Regions from separate parts of the Homo sapiens genome. Here regions 2, 3, 4 and 5 are each linked to region 1. Evidence: chromatin contacts called from ENCODE Hi-C or POLR2A ChIA-PET data. All regions are on one chromosome and are shown on one strand. The core of a region is the stretch at or near the end of the contact, and the rest is flanking DNA. Distances in the headings are between cores, read along the strand shown. Region 1 holds the start of USP32 (ubiquitin specific peptidase 32). Region 2 holds the start of INTS2 (integrator complex subunit 2). Region 3 holds the start of TRIM37 (tripartite motif containing 37). Region 4 holds the start of PRR11 (proline rich 11). Region 5 holds the start of SMG8 (SMG8 nonsense mediated mRNA decay factor).

Region 1 (3,773 bases), core at 767-3,266:
ACTGTATAAGAAATTAAACAAAAACCTTCCAGTCAGATCAGTTTAAAATGCAATTAACTTCATTTGTATTTACAAACGTACCATCTTAGTTTGATAGGAGATTAAGCAGGCTAGAGCTGAATACAAGTTTAATTTTGGAATTTCTCAATGCCAGGTACATCACTAGTATTCACACCCTCAAACTTAAGAAACACTTCTGAACCTTGAAGCTGTAAATCAGTTTGACTAATGTCCTCTTTCATGCCATGTAAGCCATTGCCTAATTGAGGCCAGACCTGTCAGGCTCAACAGCATCCCGGAAATGACTAGCCTACTAGGGCTGGAAACACATCAAGAATTTGGAATATTTCTCATATTGGGGCAGACAAAAAAAGTTCAAATGAGATTGTCCATAAAAACAATTATTATACTGTTCCACAAGGGAAAAAGAAAGAAAGACATAAAAGGCATATCTGTGTTATTCTGGTAAATCCACCACCACCAATACATCTCAATTCTGTATCTTACTGTCAGGTGATGGTCAACTGAACTTACCCACTTACCCCTCTTCTTCCTATATACGAACAAGAGTTCACTTCTCAAGCCTCATTTTGAATACCCGTCTTTTAATCTAATTACCATTTTATATCCTTAGCTACTAAAACCACCTGGAGCATGGCTGATTTCTTGACTTGGAAACCTGTTAACAATAATGCCTAGCTCCTAATCTTCTTAATGTTTTTTCACTTCTTACCAAGAATATCCATTAAATGTCTAAAAGAAATACAAGCATACACAGATCTACACACACTGAAATCCCAGTCATGAAAAATTAAGACATTCCGGCCATAAACTGTGCAACAAGACACTTCCAGTTAGTGTGTGCTTTAGTGATCATGGACAGCGGTATCAGAGTGAGTGGTAGGGGGTTGGGGCTGCCAACAATATACTGTGCCTCAGAGCCAATAAGCAGCAGGCCGGGACTGGCAGCCAGGCCAGTCTCTAAAGGGAGATTTAACACAATATCTGAATGCTGGACTTCCCAATGCCATTTCATGGAGAGGGATGGAGCGAGAACTGGGCATCAAGTGCAGTCAAAGGCTTTGGTCAACGTCGGAGGAGATGAAACCTAAGACAAGGTCTGGTGCCAACGCCAGCTGTCCAGTCTCATCTCACCTCAAACACAACTTCATTTCAGATCGTTCTTATCAAAGTCAGCCGCTCAAACGGTGAAGGGTGGCAGAAGCGGATGGCCACAGCCCTCAAGAGACAGGCATAGGCTCTGGGAAAAGGCAGGGACTCCCCAGATACGAAGGGGCTTCCAGTAGCAGAGAGGAGCGCTTTGCAGCCGCCTCCTCGTCCCCTTCCAGCTAAGGCTGTTAGGAACGAGGTTAGGATGTTATTTGAGGTTTTTATGAAGGAATGATAGGAGAAAATGGCAATGAAGGATGAGGGGGGCTGGATGGGCTGGAGCCGCCCAAGAAAACGGGGAGAGGACTTCCCTGGACACATCCAGGATCACAACGCCACCAGCGAGCACGGGCACTGCCCTGCCAGCGCCGATCCCCCTCTCTCAGGACAAGCCCCTTTCCAAACGGCCCTAATTCCCAAACGCTGCTTCCCACCCGACCTCTCTCCTCCACCACACTCCCCAAGGCCGGCCGCCTTTCCCTTCCGCCTCAGGCGCCCCACGCCCTCAATCTCCCCTCTCCCTCCCGGTTACCCACCCTCCAGGCTGCCCGTCGCGGGCCTCCCAGGCAGCTCGCCCAGACCCCTCCCCCCTCACCTCTCCTCAGCGCCTCCTCGTAGCTGAGGAATCCGATCCGTGACTCCTTGGCACCCATGCTCCCCTCATCCCCTCGGCGGGGGGTCGGAGCCTGATCTCGCCCCCACCCCCCTCCCGCCTTCTCCTCGGCGTCCCTGGGTGACGGTGACGGTGTCGGCGTCCCCCGCCCCCACCTCCCCCCACACTAACAAGTGCGGCTTCTGCCCCGGCGGCTCCTCCCGGTCGCCGCCACCGCCTCCATGCCGGATCACGTGACTCTTCCGCCCCGCCCCCTTCCCCTGCCTCCTACTCCGCCCTTCTCTCTCCTCTCTCTCCTCCCTCTCCTTCCCTCCTCACGCCCTCTTGCCACTTCCGCCCCCTCCCGCCAGCTCCGCCGAGGGTCACGGGACCCGAGGCCAGACACTGTTCCCGGTAACGGCCGCCCAGGGCCGCACGCTCCGCCCCTCCCCAAGCTAACCGCGCGCAGGAGCGCCGGGGAGGGGGACGCATCTCCGCACGTAACGCATCGTCCCATCTTCCCGCCAATCGCAGCCGCGCGCCCCGCCCGGGCGCCTCCGCTGGCGACGGGGGGTGGTGACTTCCGGGGCGCTTGAGGACGACCCCCCCCGCCCCCGCGCCCACATGTTCTGGCGTTCGGCGGGTGGGGTCCGAGCAGCTGACGGTTAGTGTGGCAGTTGCCGGGACCTAACATGGAAGACCGCAGAATCTTAGGGAATGGGGTTCTGAGGGATGCGGCATATGGCTCAGAAGAGAAAGGAGTGGGTAGGCAGGGAGCTCCCAACCTTAGGGACGTCTTTGACTGGGAGGGCGTTGTGAAAGGAAAGGAGAATCTCAAGGCTTTCCTGTGACAAAAGAATGCTCACACCTAGCGGGAGATCCCTGAGGAAAGTGGACCTTGTTAACGAAGTGGATCTGCCTTTTCGGGTCATCTCGCCTGCCCGGCCCACCTTCTCCTCCTGACCATGCCTCTTGTACACATTCTCTGGAAAGCGCTGTGCAAAAGGCTTATCCTCTCTCCCAGAGTTTCTCCCCGAGAAACATGAGGGCTACAAGGCTTAGCGTGGAGTCGTTTTAATCTGTGGTAAAATATACGTAACAAAATGTACCATTTTCACAATTTCTAAGTGAGTTCAGTGGCGTTAAGAACATTGATATTGTTTTGCATCCATTGCCACGTCCCATTTCCCACCGTTTTTCATCTTGCAAAAGGGAAACTCTGTGCCTATTAAACGGTAACTCCCCAATCCCCCTCCCACTGGTCCGTGGCAACCGCTGTCCTACTATCAATTTCACTACTCTTAAGTATTTCCTCTGAGTGGAACTCTGCAGACTTTCTCTTTTGTGACTGGCTTATTTCACTTGGCATCGTGCCTTCCAGGTTCATGGTGTGGCAGCATGTGACTGACTCTCCCACTCCACCTCTCCATTTCCCAAAGAATGAAAAGCAGGGATGTGAACAGGTATTTGTGCCCCCGTGTTTATAGCAGCATTATTCACGAGAGCCAAAAGGTGAACACAACCTATAGGAAACCATAAATGGAGAAACCAAATGGGGTGTATATGTACAGTGGAATTATTATTTAGTTCCTTGATTTTCAACTCTTATTTAGTTTGCGTCTTCAACCTAAAAGTCACGGAATAAAGCTTCTGGAAAAGGAAGCAATATTGAAAAAGTAACCATTTGGATTAGATTGGACCCAAGGTGCCGGTTAGGTAATTTAGGGCCAGGGAAAGGTTATTAGTTCCTAAAACCAACAGATTCTAATATACCCTGCTAGAGAAAGAAGGTAATATTCTGTGTTTTTCTTTTTTTTTTTTTTGAGACGGAGTTTCACCCCTGTTGCCCAGGCTGGAGTGCAATGGCGCGATCTCGACTCACCGCAACCTCTGCCTCTCTGGTTCAAGCGACTCTCCTGCCTCAGCCTCCCGAGTAGTTGGGATTACAGGCATGCGCCACCATGCCTGGCTAATTTTGTATTTTCAGTAGAGACAGGGTTTCTCCATGTTG
Region 2 (3,773 bases), core at 814-3,313, 1.5 Mb after region 1:
GGGAGGCTGAGGCAGGAGGATCGCTTGAACCTGGGAGGCTGAGGTTGCAGTGAGCCAAGATCACGCCATTGCACTCCAGCCTGGGCAACAAGAGCGAAACTCTGTCTCAAAAAAGAAAAAAAAAAGCCTCCCAAGTGATTCCAATAAATCCCTCTAATCTAGGGGAAGTTACCCTACCTACTTCCCACTGAAAGTAATTGGCCTAATGAGTTTAGCCCACATACAACAGCACATTGCCATATTTCTCTAGATAACATTTTATAACATGGAAGTCAAAAGATTCTGGAACTGTAACTATATACAGAAAAGACCTAAGTAAAATGCTCTCCAGAATTTAGATTCTCATTCTCTCTTTTCTGGAGAGCTCTAAAAAATATCTGATTCCCTGTTCTTTGTCAAATCCAAATCCACATATAATATAACATAACATTACCTAAGCTGCTGTTCTTTGCTGGCATCTTGTTCTAAAGCATGAAAGTCCACGGACAACAATGCAACAATGGAGTTGACAGCTTCCACTCCAGAAAGAAGGCGAAGGATGAGTTTCTTATCCTGAGCCCAGCTTTGGCTCTGGTCAGCAGGTGCACAAAGTGCCATCCGTACCAAACAGGGCAGAAGAAGTCTTAATTCTGGATCACTTAAAGATGCCAGGCAAACAACATCCACCTTCTGCATTGCCTCAAAAGCAAAAGGGCTGACAAACTGAAGACTTGTACATTCAGTCATTATTACTGTTTGTTGATCCTAATGGTAAAAATACAAATGAAAGTAGGAGTTTAACTTTCACATGTATGAACACCCAACTTTCTAAAAACCCTGAAAAATGTGGTGTATCTTTAATAGGTCCCTATGTTGGCAATGTTCCTGGCACAATCAAGACAAGGCTTCTCTGTCTCCCTAGGTTTATACTGTCACCTGGGAAATGGGAAAGAAAACAGAGTATATTAATGTCTCTTCCAGCCTCAGGAATCTTCTGCTCTAATACTCATATTTTACAAAGAAGGAATATGAAGCCCAGAGAGATGAAGTAACACGCCCAAAATAGTATTACTAGTTAGAGGCACAATCCAAGGCTGAATCCTCATCTACTAAAATCCCAGTCCAAGACTTTCTCCACTATATCAGTCACATGAGCTCCACAAAATGTAAACAAAAGTGAATGGTCATAGTTAAGTGCTTTCTTTCATACCCCGATAGTTTCACATGCCTACCCCGATATACATCAAGAACTATTGGGCTTCTCTTTCTCACCCTCCATGAGTCGGTGGAAAAACTAGCAAATCACTGGGCAGAACCAATGCCAGATTCAAGGCTCTGGAGGCCACAACACTATCCTATGTCCCCTGTGTTACCGGGTAAAAAGCAGATGTGTGGGTGCTATGTGAGAAAGACGCGTCTCATTAGCGCACTTCTCTGTCTCCAGGAATCATCCAAGGCACAAAAAGTAAACAAAAAGGCAGTGAGCTGGCAGCCAAAGCAGTCCCCTCTCAAGGCCGACCGACTAGCAGCAGCGTGGGTAAAAGTCGTGGGTAAAAACTGCTTTGCTTTCAGGGAGGGGCTGCTCTTTTAACAGAGGGGCGGGCTGACTGGAGCAGAGGAGCCAAGACCTGCGTGCTCCTCCGTCTCGCCCCGGGCGCAACTAGAACCAATAAGTCCCTCAGGCTGAGCAAAGTCTGGCCAGGCTCCGACACGGACCTAGGAACGCGCTGAGGCCAGAGAAGCGGACGCTTCATACCTTAAGATCTACCCTCCAGCCTCACGGAACCGCACACGGACTCCGCGTCCTAGAGGCGGGACGCGGCAGAAATCGAGAGCGCGGTCCGATGTTGGGCCTAGGCGATATCCGGAACCCCAAACCCTAGTTGTGCCTCGAGTCGACTCGGACACCAAGAACTCAGACGCCGGGACCAACCGGGTTGTCGATACAAAGTGGGAAGGATGGGGGCACCACACAAAGGCAGAACCGGGACTGTAGGAACGGAAAAGCGGGAGACTTTTTCAACCTGCACCCAGCACCTTCATTCATCCCCAGCGTCTGACTCCCGTCGGCCACCGTACTGGTCTGAGAGGAAGGGTGGCTGCGAGAGGAAAGGCAGAGACGTCGGCGCCAATGCAACTGTGCGCGTGCGCGGCCCCGCCCCTTTCTCCACTTTATTTGCCCTGCCCTACTTGTTCGCCAAAAATTTAGAAATGTGATTCTGGTAGGCTCTGATTTCCAGAGCCTACCAGCTCCTTCCTTTTAGACAAGCAAGCCACTGAGCCCCTCAGAACTTAAATTTCATCATCACAGGATTGCCATGGCATTCAAATGGCATAACGTGTGTTAAAATCGTTCCCACTATTCTTTGACACTAGTGGTACCAAACTGTACTCTTTAAATCTTTGCCTGTGCCTTCCCAGAACCAAAATTCTAGAATCCCAGGATTTGTGGGAGAATTTTAAAAGTGATCTAACCCCAAACTTTCTTCCGCTCTTGACCTCACACCTCCGCTGTCAGAAGTTAAACACCTTCCTTTCAGGTTCTTAACTTGGGGGACCCATAGAACCTTAGAGAGGCAATGCACGGGGATTCAGGAATTCTCTGGAATCCGTTCAGAACTGAGTGCTCGGCACTTCTTCTGGGAAGAGGGTCCAAAACTTTCAACAACTTCTCAAAGGAAGTCTGATCACTCAGAAAAGAACCACTAGTCTATATATGAAGAACCGCTAGTCCATATGTCTTCATACTATTTATTGTTCCTAGTTCGATCAACGTTTATTTGGCAACTTCTATTTACCAGATATTGTGCTAGGAGCTGGAAATAAAAATATTTTACAAAGATATAGCACTTTATAACCTCTTTAAAAATAAAGTCAGAGCCGGGCGTGGTGTCTCATGCCTGTAATCCCAGCGCTTTGGGAAGCCGAGGCGGGCGGATCACCTGAGGTCAGGAGTTCGAGACCAGCCTGACGCAACATGACTAAACCCCAACTCTACAAAAAATATAAAAATTAGGCCGAGCACGATGGCTCATGCCTGTAATCCTAGCACTTTGGGAGGCCGAGGCAGGCAGATCACGAGGCCAGGAGTTCGAGACCAGCCTGACCAACATGGTGAAACTCCGCCTCTACTAAAAATGCAAAAATTAGCCAGGCGTGGTGGTGTGCGCCTGTAATCTCAGCTACTTGGGAGGCTGAGGCGGGAGCATTGCTTGAACCTGGGAGGCGGAGGTTGTGGTGAGCTGAGATCGTGCCATTGCACTCCAGCCTAGGCAATAAGAGCGAAACTCCGTCTCAAAAAAAAAAAAAAAAAAAAAAAATTACCCCAGCGTGGTGATGGAGCACCTGTAGTCCCAGCTACTTCGGAGGCTGAGACAGGAAAATCACTTGAACCTAGGAGGCAGATGTTTCAGTGAGCAGAGATCATGCCACCGCACTCCAGCCTGGGCAACAGAGCCAGACTCCATCTCAAAAATATATATATATATATGACTTTCAACATAGATCAGCAAAGGAAGAAAAGAATTGTGTGTTGCAATGCTTCTGAAAATTTTTTCCACCTGACCCACAATAATACATTTCACATTGTGACCCAGAAAAAACATATGTATATATCCACATACAAAAATAAGTGTAAGTGTATAAATTTATATGCTATATAAACATATAAATATATAACATATAAACCCACATTTACATGGAAACAAATATTTCGTATAATAACACACACACTACATGTTTCTACTTCTCTTTAAAAAACTGCTGGTCACTGCACACTAAAACTGATTTCACAC
Region 3 (3,773 bases), core at 784-3,283, 1.3 Mb before region 1:
TTTGGGAGGCTGAGGCAGGTGGATCACTCGAGGTCGGGAGTTCGAGACCAACCTGGCCAAAATGGTTAAACCCCGTCTCTACTAAAAATACAAAAATTAGCCAGGCGTGGTGGTGTGCACCTGTAATCCCAGCTACACAGGAGGCTAAGGCAGAAGAATTGCTTGAACCTAGGAGGCGGAGGTTGCAGTGAGCCAAGAGGGTGCCACTGCACTCTAGCCTGGGTGACAGAGTGAGATTCTGTCTCAAAAAAAAAAAAAAAGAAAAAAGGAAAAAAGGCAGACTATATGACTGAATACACAACATGAACTTTTAACTTTTTCTGCAATTTCCCCAAAAGGTATAAACTGATTTTATAATTTAGAGGAAAAAGAAGTTTAAAAAGACACATCCTAAAGGCAGTGTACTGTGACCCAGAAAAAAATGAATTCAGAATCCAGAAATCTGAATTGCTGCCCTGATGTTACAACAGACTAGCTACTTATTTGAACCTGAGATTCTGCCCCAATTGAAAATGTTGACGGTAGTTCAAAGCGATCTTGGGAACAACAACAACAAAAATATGTAAATACAAGAAACAGTATTATGTTTGCAAGCCTCAATTTAATCAATTTAGGAAGTAACTGAAAAGTTTTTAACAAGAAAAAGGATACAATTAAACGTATACTTATTGTATTGTATACTTTGTTTTTATATTACTGACATTTACTTTCACTCCATTCTAGAATTAAACCCTCCTAAAACCAAGATAAGTTTACAAAACCTTTATAATACTTTATATGAGGAATTAAGGAGAAAATTACTCATTAATCTCATCATGACTCTGTAGGGCCAGAAAGAACCTGGGAGATGCAGATTCTGTAACCTGCAACGGGGTGGACAATAAGACTACTGAATGACTAGTTTCAAGTGGAATATCCATAACATAGTTACCCCTTACTAAAAAGCAAGGATTTCCTATTTCAGTATCTGAAAGGTTCAAAATTTGATAATGATTACACAATTATGTTCAATAAACAATCTTTTAAAATATATTCCTAGCCTTTACTTACATATCCTACATATCCCAACTATTTTAACTCACAGCTTACAAGAATCAGTTATAAAAAGAAGAGTTTGTTCTGGAAACTACACATGAGATAATATATGCTGATTCAATCTAGGAAGGAAGGGCAGAAGCCTGCAAAATGTGCCACTGAGAGGGAAAGATGACTATCCATTTGGAAGGAGATTTAGATCAGCTCAAGAACTCGCAAGGACTGGTGGCGAGTGGCAGGGTACATCCATCTGATGAATCTGCAGTTTTGGTCGGAAAAGGATGCTGTTTGCAAACACCCGGTGGGGATGAGTACCTGTGCCAAGACATCCTTGAAAACTCCAGGATACGCACCACCTGACTGCGGAACAGTGAGCACAAGACACCCGGAGCGCTGCAGAATGGGCACGGCATCCTTGGTACCGGGCCAGCCCTCTCCACAGCGGCAGGGGCGGGGTAGGGGTGCCCTACTGGAGGGAGGACATGGGCACGACTCCCCGAATAAAAACCGCTCATCGGGTGGGGGCGGGGACTAACCACCACCCTCACAACCCCCTCACCTCCACGCTCTGTTCATCCATTGCCTCCGGCTCTCGGCGGGGCCGCTGGCGACCCGCAGGCTCCGCAGTCTGACCTCTTAGGCGCCGGCCCGAGGTCGCCAGATCAAATCGCCGATAAAAGCCCGGCGCCCACGTCAGGGGGCTCTGACAACCGCCCCACCTGCGCGCCCCATCTCTTCAGGTCCAGCGCCGCCTACCCCCATTTCGCCATTTTTACCGGCGCGCCCGCCCCGAGGCGCAGAAGTAGGGCGAACGGTGGCCGCAGCTCCTTTCTCCCGGCTCAGCCGCCGGCCAGCAGCCGCGCCGGAACCTCGGCCCACGTGACGCGGGCGCGCGCCTATGGAACTGACGGTGGAGTTCAGCGAAGAAGGTGCCGCAGAGAATTCGCAAACACCAACCGTAACCAGAGCAGCTGGGGGCGCGGCGGCGAGAGAAGCTGCGAAGCGCATGCGCGCAGGACGCTGTGGGAGGGGAAAGGAGGGGAGGAGCGTGGAGCGATCGCCTAGTTCCCGCGTTGCGGGGCGCATACGAGACTTGGCGACTCGCTGCCTCAGGGTTGCGTGCCTCCGGCCCTAGCCTGCGCAGGCGGCCTGAGCTTGGGGCTCTGCTACGCCACCCACGCCCACCTTGGCGGAGGGCGGGGCCCCACGGCTCTCAAACTTGCGCGCCAAAGACGGAGCCACCTGGCGTACTGGTGGAAAGCGCAGACTTCAGAGCCACACCCGTAGTTAAGTATTCGGACTCTGAGATTCCAGGGTGGGGCCCAGGCCATCCGCGTTTTCACCCAGCATCGTGTGATTCGGCAGCAGGTGGTCTGTGGCCCGCACTTTGAGAAACCCTGGTGCAGAAGGTTCATGGTTAGTGGTTCTCTCTGGAAGGAACAGTCTAAGGTTTGTAGGACTTGCGTTCCACCTACCAAAGCTAATCGAGTTAGAAGGCTCCAAACTGAGGTGTCATTTCTCATTACGGTGGTGAGAGGACGGGACCACACACTGTGAAGTCTTCGTTCCCACATCCCACACTTCATTCTTGCCGCCTAAGTTGTCGCCGTGGGACTATTGAAAGGGTATCAGCGATATTCATCTTTCCTATAAATGGGATCTGCTTTCTACAGTTTCCTGCCAGATGTGTAAAGATTGCAAGAATTGAAGGTTTGTGAGACAAAGAGGGCATATCAAATTCGTAATTTGAATTTAATTTTTCCTGTATTTATTGCAAACAACTAATTATACTTAACCGACCTAGAGTGCACATGTAGAGAATCACTAATAATCTAGAAATAAGTTCTTGAATATCAGGCATTTAGGCTTATAGGTGGTGGGTAGCAACAATTTTTTTTAACTACTTGGGTCATGAACAAGATATAATTTAGAAAGATTAATCTGAGACTGAAAAATTCTTTCAGTAAGAATTATTTGTGGTCTTTGACCTACATGGAGCTATTTTTACGAAAATGGCCTCAGTTGTACATTTTTAAATGGTTGATGGTTAATATTATGAGAATTTTACTTAAAAGAATTATTTATAGAATGCAGTGCTAGGCCTGGCGTGGTGGCTCACACCTGTAATCCCAGCACTTTGGGAGGCCGAGGCTGGCGAATCACCTGAGGTCGGGAGTTCGAGACCAGCCTGACCAACATGGAGAAACCCCGTCTCTACTAAAAATACAAAATTAGCCGGGCGTGGTGGCGCATGCCTGTAATCCCAGCTACTGGGGAGGCTGAGGCAGAAGAATCGCTCGAACCCAGGAGGCGGAGGTTGCGGTGAGCCGAGATCGCGCCATTGCACTCCAACCTGGGCAACAAGAGTGAAACTCCGTCTCAAAAAAAAAAAAAAAAAAAATGCAATGCTGTACTTGGGATTCAGAGTAATGAGAAGTGGCCCTTGCTCTCAAGGAGCAGTACAGAAGACAAATAAGACAAATTGCAATACTTACATGATAAATAGTTAAGATTCTTGTATGTTTGCCGAAGAACCTAAGAATGTCGAAGGACTTATTGCACCAATTCATAATAGCGAACAATTAGAAACCTGTACAGCTGATTAGAGGCCGTTGGTTGCAAGCAAAAAGGATAACTTGAGCAAAATAAATAATTTAGTTGGCAAGATGCTAAACTCACATCGTTTGCCAAGCCCTGGGGTTTGAGAGCCAACGGTCTGCTCCATCAGAATCCCTTAA
Region 4 (3,773 bases), core at 703-3,202, 1.2 Mb before region 1:
TGAGACGTTGTCTCTGTCGCAAGGCCGGAGTACAGTGACGCGATCTCGGCTCACTGCAACCTCCGTCTCCCAGGTTGAAGCGATCCTCCTGCCTCAGCCTCCCGAGTAGCTGGGACTACAGGCGCGTGCCATCACACCCGGCTAATTTTTTTATTTTTAGTATAGACGGAGTTTCACCATGTTGGCCAGGGTAGTCTCAATGTCTTGACCTCTTGATCCGCCCGCCTCGGCCTCCCAAAGTGCCGGGATTACAGGCGTGAGCCACCGCGCCCGGCCAATCGTATTTAACAGACAAGCAAACAAACAAAAAAAGACAGGAGCTCAGTGGCAGGCGCTTCCTCCAAAGTCCAGGTTTTTAAGGAAAGCAGCCCAACCTGGGAAAAAAAAAAAAAAAGAAAAGAAAAGAAAAAAAAGATAATGCTGAACGAAAAGGGCTGAAGACAGAACAAGGACACTAAGAGGAAAAAAGCGCGGGCGATCAAGCTGGTAATCTAAGGATGGGAGGGAGGGAATAAAGAGAACAAGTGAGGGACGGATCCTTAAAGAAAACTAGGACAGCCCCCCAGCTGGGCGCCCCCCGAGCAGGCCAAACACGCCAGCAACAACGGGAGTGCTTTCCAATTCTTCGCCCCCGTTTTCTACTTTCACAGATGAATGAAAGTGCACAACTCCAGAGCAGGATGCCTTTCCTGTCTCAATCCCGCCCGCGCTCCGGGAGCGGAGCTCGTGGTTACGATCCCCTTCGCTCACACCTCTTCCCTCACCCACGGTTTGCCACCTCCGGATCAAACAGAAACGGGTTCCTTGGCCGTTAGGAAGTTGTGCATACAAGTCTAGCATCCTTTCTCAGACTTTCTCGGCCCGCCTTTTAGAACGTGAGCGGGTTGGCCCTACAGGGATTTCTCCTCGCCCCCGTCAGTTTATTCCCCACCCCACCCTCCGTTCCCCTTTCTTGGAGTGTGAACCACCTCTCCCTTCTTGGGACGCTTAGGGACCGTTCCATTCACATCTTTTTTGGTACAAACACAGAATGCGGTCTGCACCCGGCGCAGTTTCGTAAGGGGTGTAAAGGTGAGGGCAAGGAACAAGGAATTCCAAAGGCCCCGCACCCTCAGCATCTCCCGCCATTTCCCTGACGAGTTTCCCGGATGTAACCCCTTACCCGAGGCGGTTTAGACACCAGACGGTGGCGGCTCCCTTTGGTGCAGGAGGAGGGAACTCGACTCTGGTCCAGCCTCCGCCGCCCGGAGTTTCCGGCGACTCCAAATTGTGCCCCACCTCCGAGGCCATGGGGGAAAAATAAACTACCCAGTAGATCTCCTTCACTTTGCACTCACCATCAGTTCCAGCTTATCGACCTCCGCCTCCATGTTGAATAGTTGACATTCCGCAGACCGCGGCGGCGCTTAAGCCGCAAGCCGTACTAGCACGGAGGGCCTCCATTGGACAGCTGTCACTCAACATCTCGCACTCATTGGCTCCTCCGTTCCACCGGCTCCCGCCCATTGGAGACTGGGTAACGCCCCTCTGCATGAGACACATTTTCCTGTTGGGCAAAGGCACAAAACGCCGCAGGAGGATTGGCTGCTGTGCAAATTTTTTTTTCCATTGGCTGCCCCCTCCTCTCTACTTTCAATTTTGTAGTTAGGGCTCTGCAGAGAAGAGCTTGAGATTGGTGCAATTGGAAGAAGAGCCAACCAATCACACCAGAGCTTCCACCGACAGCAGAGGGGACGTAACACACCTTCTTTCCCCTCCGGCTTTCCTTCCCCTTCTCTCCCGCCTTCTCCTTATTCATACCAGAAGCGCCTCAGCTCTGATTGGCTGGAGCTCTGTGCTATCTCAGCCAATCACAAGCCGGGCTGTGCTCCTACACCATCCGAAGAGCGAATCGTGCAGAGACCGTGTCTACGATTGGCCTCTCCCTGACAAGGATTTAATTTTGAATTTTTCTTTATGGCGTGGGAGAGGCCACAGCCCGGACTCCATCGACTCCCCCGGCTCTTAGACTAGTAAGTGCAGGAACGATTATTTCTTTGTTATCTGAGCTCGCGTCTTGAGTAGCTGGGCCTGTTGCTGCTTGTGTTTTTATGGTTTAGGGAGGTGGGGACTTTGGCTGGACACGAAGGGGAAATGGAAAGGAGGAAGGGGAGGTTTGGGGCTGGGGAAGAAGTGCTCGGCCTGGCTTCATCTTAACCATACTTCTATTTAATTAACACTTCGCAAGATACGTTTTGGAGCAAAGCATCTGCCTTCCTTTTGAACATTTCTTTACATATTTGCTGCTCAATGCAAGTCCACAGATCAGCGGCATCCGCATCTCTTGTTTGCTTGTTACAAATGCAAATTATCGGACTCCACCCAAATTTACTAAATCAGAATATACATTTTAACAAGATTTCCCTGAGTGATTTCTATGCACATTAAAGTTTAAGTTGGTACATTTCTTGACTGGGAATATTACTATGTTACTCGATATTGTCTGGCATGCTGTTAGAGTGTCAATTTTAAATGCGTGTCCTGTTTACTGAGTGCCTAATACTGTGCGGGATGAGACTTTAGGGAGCTGCAGTCTCTTTGGAAAAACAAGACAGAACAAAAACAGCAATGCTTAAAAAAAAAAAAGCATAAAACATAAAATTTAAAAAAAGCAAGTACCCAGAAATAGTGCTATGGGTGTTCAAGAAGAATCAATTGGACTGCTAATGGAAATTAAGTAATTGAAGGCTATTTGTGGAGGAGCGCAAGAGACTTCCATAAAAATGTGTTTTAGGAAGATGGCAATGAAATGCAACAGTCATTTCCGTTGCTGCTACAGCTTTGAAAGTACCCCAGAACAAAGAACTTTTCTTCTCTTTCTTTCTTTTTTTTTTTTTTCTTTTTTTGTGACGGAGTCTCGCTCTGTCGCCTAGGCTGGAGTACAGTGGCACAATCTCGGCCCACTACAACCTCAGCCTCCTGAGTAGCTGGGAGTACAGGCGCACGCCAGCACGCCCGGCTAATTTTTGTATTTTTAGTAGAGACGGGGTTTCACCCTCTTGGCCAGGATGGTCTCGATTTCCTGACCTCGTGATCCACCAGCCTCAGCCTCCCAAAGTGCTGGGATTACAGGCGTGAGCCACCACGCTCGGCCGCAAAGAACTTTTCATATCATTGGGTGGAGTTTTCACAGAAGCAGCAGCGCCAACTCCTGCAAAAGACTGTAATTCTTACTGTATTATTTATTGCATCTTCCTATTGGAAAATAGCTTTAGACCCATCTTTTAGCCATATGAAGATGTGGTATGATATGAAGAAGTAAAAACCTCCCTAACCAAGAGAATTTGACAATATTAGAATATATTCCTTAACTAAAATAACACTTGCTAGCTAACACTTAGCAGGAATGCTTCTTTTCATTCTTTATTGAATGAAACATTATTTAGCTCCTGCTGTATTCTAGATGCTGGGAAAACAAAGATGAATGAAATTTGTCACACCCTTGAAAAGCTCACAGTCCAGCAGGATGACAAACATACAAGCAAAAATTACAATGAAATGTAATACATTTTATAATAAAGATGTGTATAAAGTGCTATAGAAGTGCAAAAGAGATGACATTTCAGCCAGTATAAATTCTGTAAGGAGGCTGGGCATGGTGCCTCACACCTGTAATCCCAGCACTCTGGGAGGATGAAGCGGGCGGATCACTTGAGGTAAGGAGTTCAAGACCAGCCTGGCCAACATGGCAAAATCCCATCTCTACTAAAAATACAAAAATTATCCGGGTGTGG
Region 5 (3,773 bases), core at 1,142-3,641, 1.2 Mb before region 1:
CCTGTAATCCCAGCACTTTGGGAGCCCAAGGCAGGTGGATCATGAGGTCAGAAGATCAAGACCATCCTGGCTAACACGGTGAAACCTGGTCTCTACTAAAAATACAAAAAATTAGCCGGGCGTGGTGGCAGGCGCCTGTAGTCCCAGCTACTTGGGAGGCTGAGGCAGGAGAATGGCATGAACCCGGGAGGCAGAGCTTGCAGGGAGCTGAGATCACGCCACTGCACTCCAGCCTGGGCAACAGAGTGAGACTCTGTCTCAAAAAAACAAAAAAGTATATAGTAAGTATAGAAAATATATGAATTAAAAAATCAATGCCGAGCGTGATGGCTCAAACCTATAATCCCAGCACTTTGGGAGGCCGGGGTGGGCAGATCACCTGGGGTTGGAAGTTCGAGACCAGCCTGGCTAACGTGGGGAAACCCCATCTCTACTAAAAATACAAGTTTAGGTGGGCGTGGTGGTACGTGCTTGTAATCCCAGCTACTTGGGAGGCTGAGGCAGAAGAATTGCTTGAGGAGACGGAGACAGGGAATAGGAGATGGAGGTTGCCGTGATCCCAGATAGCACCACTGCACTTCAGCCTGGGTGACAGAGTGAGACTCTGTCTCACAAAAAAAAAAAAAAAAAATTTTAGGCCGGAGGCGAGGTGTGGTGGCTGACACCTGTAATCCCAGCACTTTGGGAGGCCGAGGTGGGTGGATGATGTGAGGTCGGGAGTTCGAGACCAGCCTGGCCAACATGGTGAAACACCATCTCTACTAAAAATACAAAAATTAGCCGCCCATGGTGGTGCACCTGTAATCCCAGCTCCTTGGGAGGCTGAGGCAGTAGAATCACTTGAACCTGGGAGGTGGAGTTTGCAGTGAGCTTAGATTGCACCACTGTACTCCACTCTGGGCAACAGAGCAAGACTCTGTCTCAAAATATATATAATATATATTATTATGTATATATATAATATATATTATTATGTATATGTGTAATATATATTATTATGTATATATATAATATATATATTATATCATAATCCCTTCCCTCACTAAGTAATCACTGACCTACTTGGTACAATAAATATTTCCTTGCTTTTAGTAAGAACACACCCCTAAATGCAATGGTTTATTTTGCTTGCTTTTGAACTCTATAGAAATAAAATCAGGCCTGGCGCAGTGGCTCTCGCCTGTAATCCCACCACTTTGGGAGGCCGAGGCGGGCAGATCATGAGATCAGGAGATTGAGACTATCCTGGCCAACATGGTGAAATCCTGTCTCTATTAAAAATACAAAAGTTAGCTGGGTGTGGTCTCACGCACCTGTAATCCCAGCTACTTGGGAGGCTGAGGCAAGAGAATCACTTGCACCGGGGAGCCGGAGGTTGCAGTGAGTCGAGATCGCGCCACTGAACTCTAGCCTGGCCACAGAGCAAGACTGCATCTCCAAAAAAAAAAAAAAAAAAAAAAAAAAATAGAATTATAGGGTATATACACTTTTGTTTCTGATTTCTTTCAATCAACATTTATTTTAAAGATTCAGTCATGTTATTGTATAGTGCTATAGATAATTTTTTTAGATTCAAAGATTTTTATTTTTTACAAAACCCCAGAATAATAAACGTTATAATTATACATTTAAATCTGGTTGTAAGTTTTATCCTGGCAGCTATTTGTCAATATGCCTTCTAGTTAGAGAGGTTCTGCAAGTTATAATTTACATACAAAGATATTTCGCAATTTTTTTTTTTTTTGAGACGGAGTCTCACTCTGTCGCCCAGGCTGGAGTGCAGCGGGGTGATCTCGGCTCACTGCAACCTCCACCTCCTGGTTCGAGCAATTCTCCTGCCTCAGCCTCCTGAGCAGCTGGAACTACAGGTATGCGCCACCACGCCTAATTTTTGCTTTTTTTTTTTTTTTTTTTTTTTTTTTTAGACGGTTTTCGCTCTTGTTGCCCAGGCTGGAGTGCAATGGTGTGATCTCGGTTCACTGCAACTTCCGCCTCCCGGGTTCAAGCGATTGTCCTGCCTCAGCCTCCCGAGTAGCTGGGATTACAGGCGCCCGCCACCACGCCCGGCTAATTTTCGTATTTTTAGTAGAGATGGGGTTTCACCATGTTGGCCAGCCTGGTCTCGAACTCCTGACTTCAGGTGATCCGCCCGCCTTGGCCTCCCAAAGTGCTAGGATTACAGGCGTGAGCCACCGCAGTAGTCCCAGTTTTGTTTTGTTTTTTTGTTTTTTGTTTTTGATATCTCAATTCCTACAGTTGAGGAAACAAACTAGGAGAGGAGAAGAGGAGGCGGAACTCAAGTGACGGGAAAGCAGGAACTGAAGAAGCGGAGGAAGGATTTCAAAATTGGACGAAAGCCGGTCGGTTTTACTAACGGACCGGAAGGACTCTAGAGAACGCTCTGCACTATGGCTGGTCCCGTGAGCTTGCGAGACCTTCTAATGGGAGCATCAGCCTGGATGGGCTCTGAAAGTCCCGGAGGGTCCCCTACTGAGGGCGGAGGGAGCGCGGCTGGCGGACCGGAGCCTCCATGGCGGGAGGATGAGATCTGCGTTGTGGGAATCTTCGGCAAGACGGCTCTACGCCTGAATTCCGAGAAGTTCTCTCTTGTGAATACGGTGTGCGACCGACAGGTCTTTCCTCTCTTTCGCCACCAAGATCCTGGGGATCCAGGACCTGGAATCAGAACTGAGGCTGGCGCCGTGGGTGAGGCCGGTGGAGCCGAGGACCCTGGGGCTGCAGCCGGGGGTTCAGTTCGGGGAAGTGGAGCTGTCGCGGAAGGTAACCGAACTGAGGCAGGCTCCCAGGACTACAGCCTTCTGCAGGCCTACTACAGTCAGGAAAGCAAAGTTCTGTATCTTCTCCTCACCTCCATCTGTGACAATTCACAGCTTCTCCGGGCTTGTCGGGCTCTTCAGAGCGGGGAAGCTGGAGGTGGACTCTCTTTACCTCATGCAGAAGCACACGAGTTCTGGAAGCATCAAGAGAAGCTGCAGTGCCTCAGTCTCCTTTACCTATTCTCTGTCTGTCATATCTTGCTTCTGGTCCATCCCACTTGTTCCTTTGATATCACTTATGATCGAGTATTCAGAGCCCTGGATGGGCTGAGACAGAAGGTCCTGCCGCTCCTTAAAACAGCCATTAAGGATTGTCCAGTTGGCAAAGACTGGAAGCTAAACTGCCGACCTTGCCCACCTAGACTCCTTTTCCTCTTTCAACTCAATGGAGCCCTCAAGGTAGAACCTCCTCGGAACCAAGACCCAGCTCATCCAGACAAGCCCAAGAAACATTCTCCCAAAAGGAGGCTGCAGCATGCCCTGGAGGACCAGATCTATAGAATCTTCCGGAAGAGTCGTGTCTTGACTAATCAGAGCATCAACTGCCTCTTTACTGTGCCTGCCAACCAAGCTTTCGTGTACATAGTACCGGGAAGCCAGGAGGAGGACCCAGTAGGTATGTTGCTGGACCAACTTAGGAGTCATTGTACTGTGAAGGACCCGGAATCTTTGCTGGTGCCTGCACCCCTTTCTGGGCCTAGGCGATACCAGGTGATGAGGCAGCACAGCCGACAACAACTTTCCTTTCACATTGACAGCAGCAGTTCCAGTTCTTCAGGCCAGCTAGTGGATTTCACTCTTCGGGAATTCCTATGGCAGCATGTGGAGCTAGTTCTAAGCAAGAAAGGTTTCGATGACAGTGTGGGCAGGAACCCACAGCCTTCCCATTTTGAACTTCCTACTTATCAGAAGTGGATCTCAGCAGCTTCAAAACTG

What was found. Hi-C counts contacts between places; a loop is a spot of excess contacts on that map. ChIA-PET counts read pairs that join two places held with the same protein, here RNA polymerase II (POLR2A). Pooled maps may share reads with other maps.
Region 2: a loop to region 1 is called in a map of CD8-positive, alpha-beta T cell, with 7 times the contacts of the local background. The contact joins the promoter of INTS2 here to the promoter of USP32 in region 1. A Hi-C loop is called at or near these places in 1 of 168 maps with a recorded cell type or tissue (CD8-positive, alpha-beta T cell), 1 of 37 single-sample maps with no recorded cell type and 8 of 50 pooled maps.
Region 3: a map of CD4-positive, alpha-beta T cell shows a loop between it and region 1 (4-fold over the local background). The contact joins the promoter of TRIM37 here to the promoter of USP32 in region 1. A Hi-C loop is called at or near these places in 3 of 168 maps with a recorded cell type or tissue (CD4-positive, alpha-beta T cell, CD8-positive, alpha-beta T cell and naive thymus-derived CD4-positive, alpha-beta T cell), 1 of 37 single-sample maps with no recorded cell type and 13 of 50 pooled maps. POLR2A ChIA-PET finds 5 or more read pairs at or near these places in 1 of 52 experiments (activated T-cell).
Region 4: a map of naive thymus-derived CD4-positive, alpha-beta T cell shows a loop between it and region 1 (30-fold over the local background). The contact joins the promoter of PRR11 here to the promoter of USP32 in region 1. A Hi-C loop is called at or near these places in 1 of 168 maps with a recorded cell type or tissue (naive thymus-derived CD4-positive, alpha-beta T cell), 1 of 37 single-sample maps with no recorded cell type and 15 of 50 pooled maps. POLR2A ChIA-PET finds 5 or more read pairs at or near these places in 2 of 52 experiments (T-cell and naive thymus-derived CD4-positive, alpha-beta T cell).
Region 5: a loop to region 1 is called in a pooled map, with 7 times the contacts of the local background. The contact joins the promoter of SMG8 here to the promoter of USP32 in region 1. A Hi-C loop is called at or near these places in 3 of 50 pooled maps.

What each region holds. Positions count from the first base shown.
Region 1 is chr17:60,390,117-60,393,889 of GRCh38, forward strand. It overlaps USP32 (ubiquitin specific peptidase 32), which reads right to left and starts at 2,017. Exons shown (of 34, transcript NM_032582.4): 1 at 1,766-2,017. The coding sequence starts at 1,823. RefSeq lists an enhancer at 1,732-2,573 and silencers at 1,748-1,807, 1,838-2,057, 2,168-2,487.
Region 2 is chr17:61,925,919-61,929,691 of GRCh38, forward strand. It overlaps INTS2 (integrator complex subunit 2), which reads right to left and starts at 2,064. Exons shown (of 25, transcript NM_001351695.2): 1 at 1,736-2,064; 2 at 434-744. The coding sequence starts at 726. RefSeq lists a silencer at 2,095-2,194.
Region 3 is chr17:59,104,847-59,108,619 of GRCh38, forward strand. It overlaps TRIM37 (tripartite motif containing 37), which reads right to left and starts at 2,034. Exons shown (of 24, transcript NM_015294.6): 1 at 1,595-2,034. The coding sequence starts at 1,615. It overlaps LOC124904039 (a long non-coding RNA gene), which reads left to right and starts at 2,250. Exons shown (of 2, transcript XR_007065864.1): 1 at 2,250-2,745. RefSeq lists enhancers at 1,122-1,781, 1,438-1,487, 1,698-1,827, 1,782-2,441, 1,918-2,017 and 2 more and a silencer at 2,148-2,257.
Region 4 is chr17:59,153,794-59,157,566 of GRCh38, forward strand. It overlaps PRR11 (proline rich 11), which reads left to right and starts at 1,953. Exons shown (of 10, transcript NM_018304.4): 1 at 1,953-2,012. SKA2 (spindle and kinetochore associated complex subunit 2) reads right to left here and starts at 1,393. Exons shown (of 4, transcript NM_182620.4): 1 at 1,338-1,393. The coding sequence starts at 1,370. RefSeq lists enhancers at 1,181-1,420, 2,081-2,130.
Region 5 is chr17:59,207,644-59,211,416 of GRCh38, forward strand. It overlaps SMG8 (SMG8 nonsense mediated mRNA decay factor), which reads left to right and starts at 2,392. Exons shown (of 4, transcript NM_018149.7): 1 at 2,392-3,773. The coding sequence starts at 2,409. RefSeq lists an enhancer at 2,201-2,270.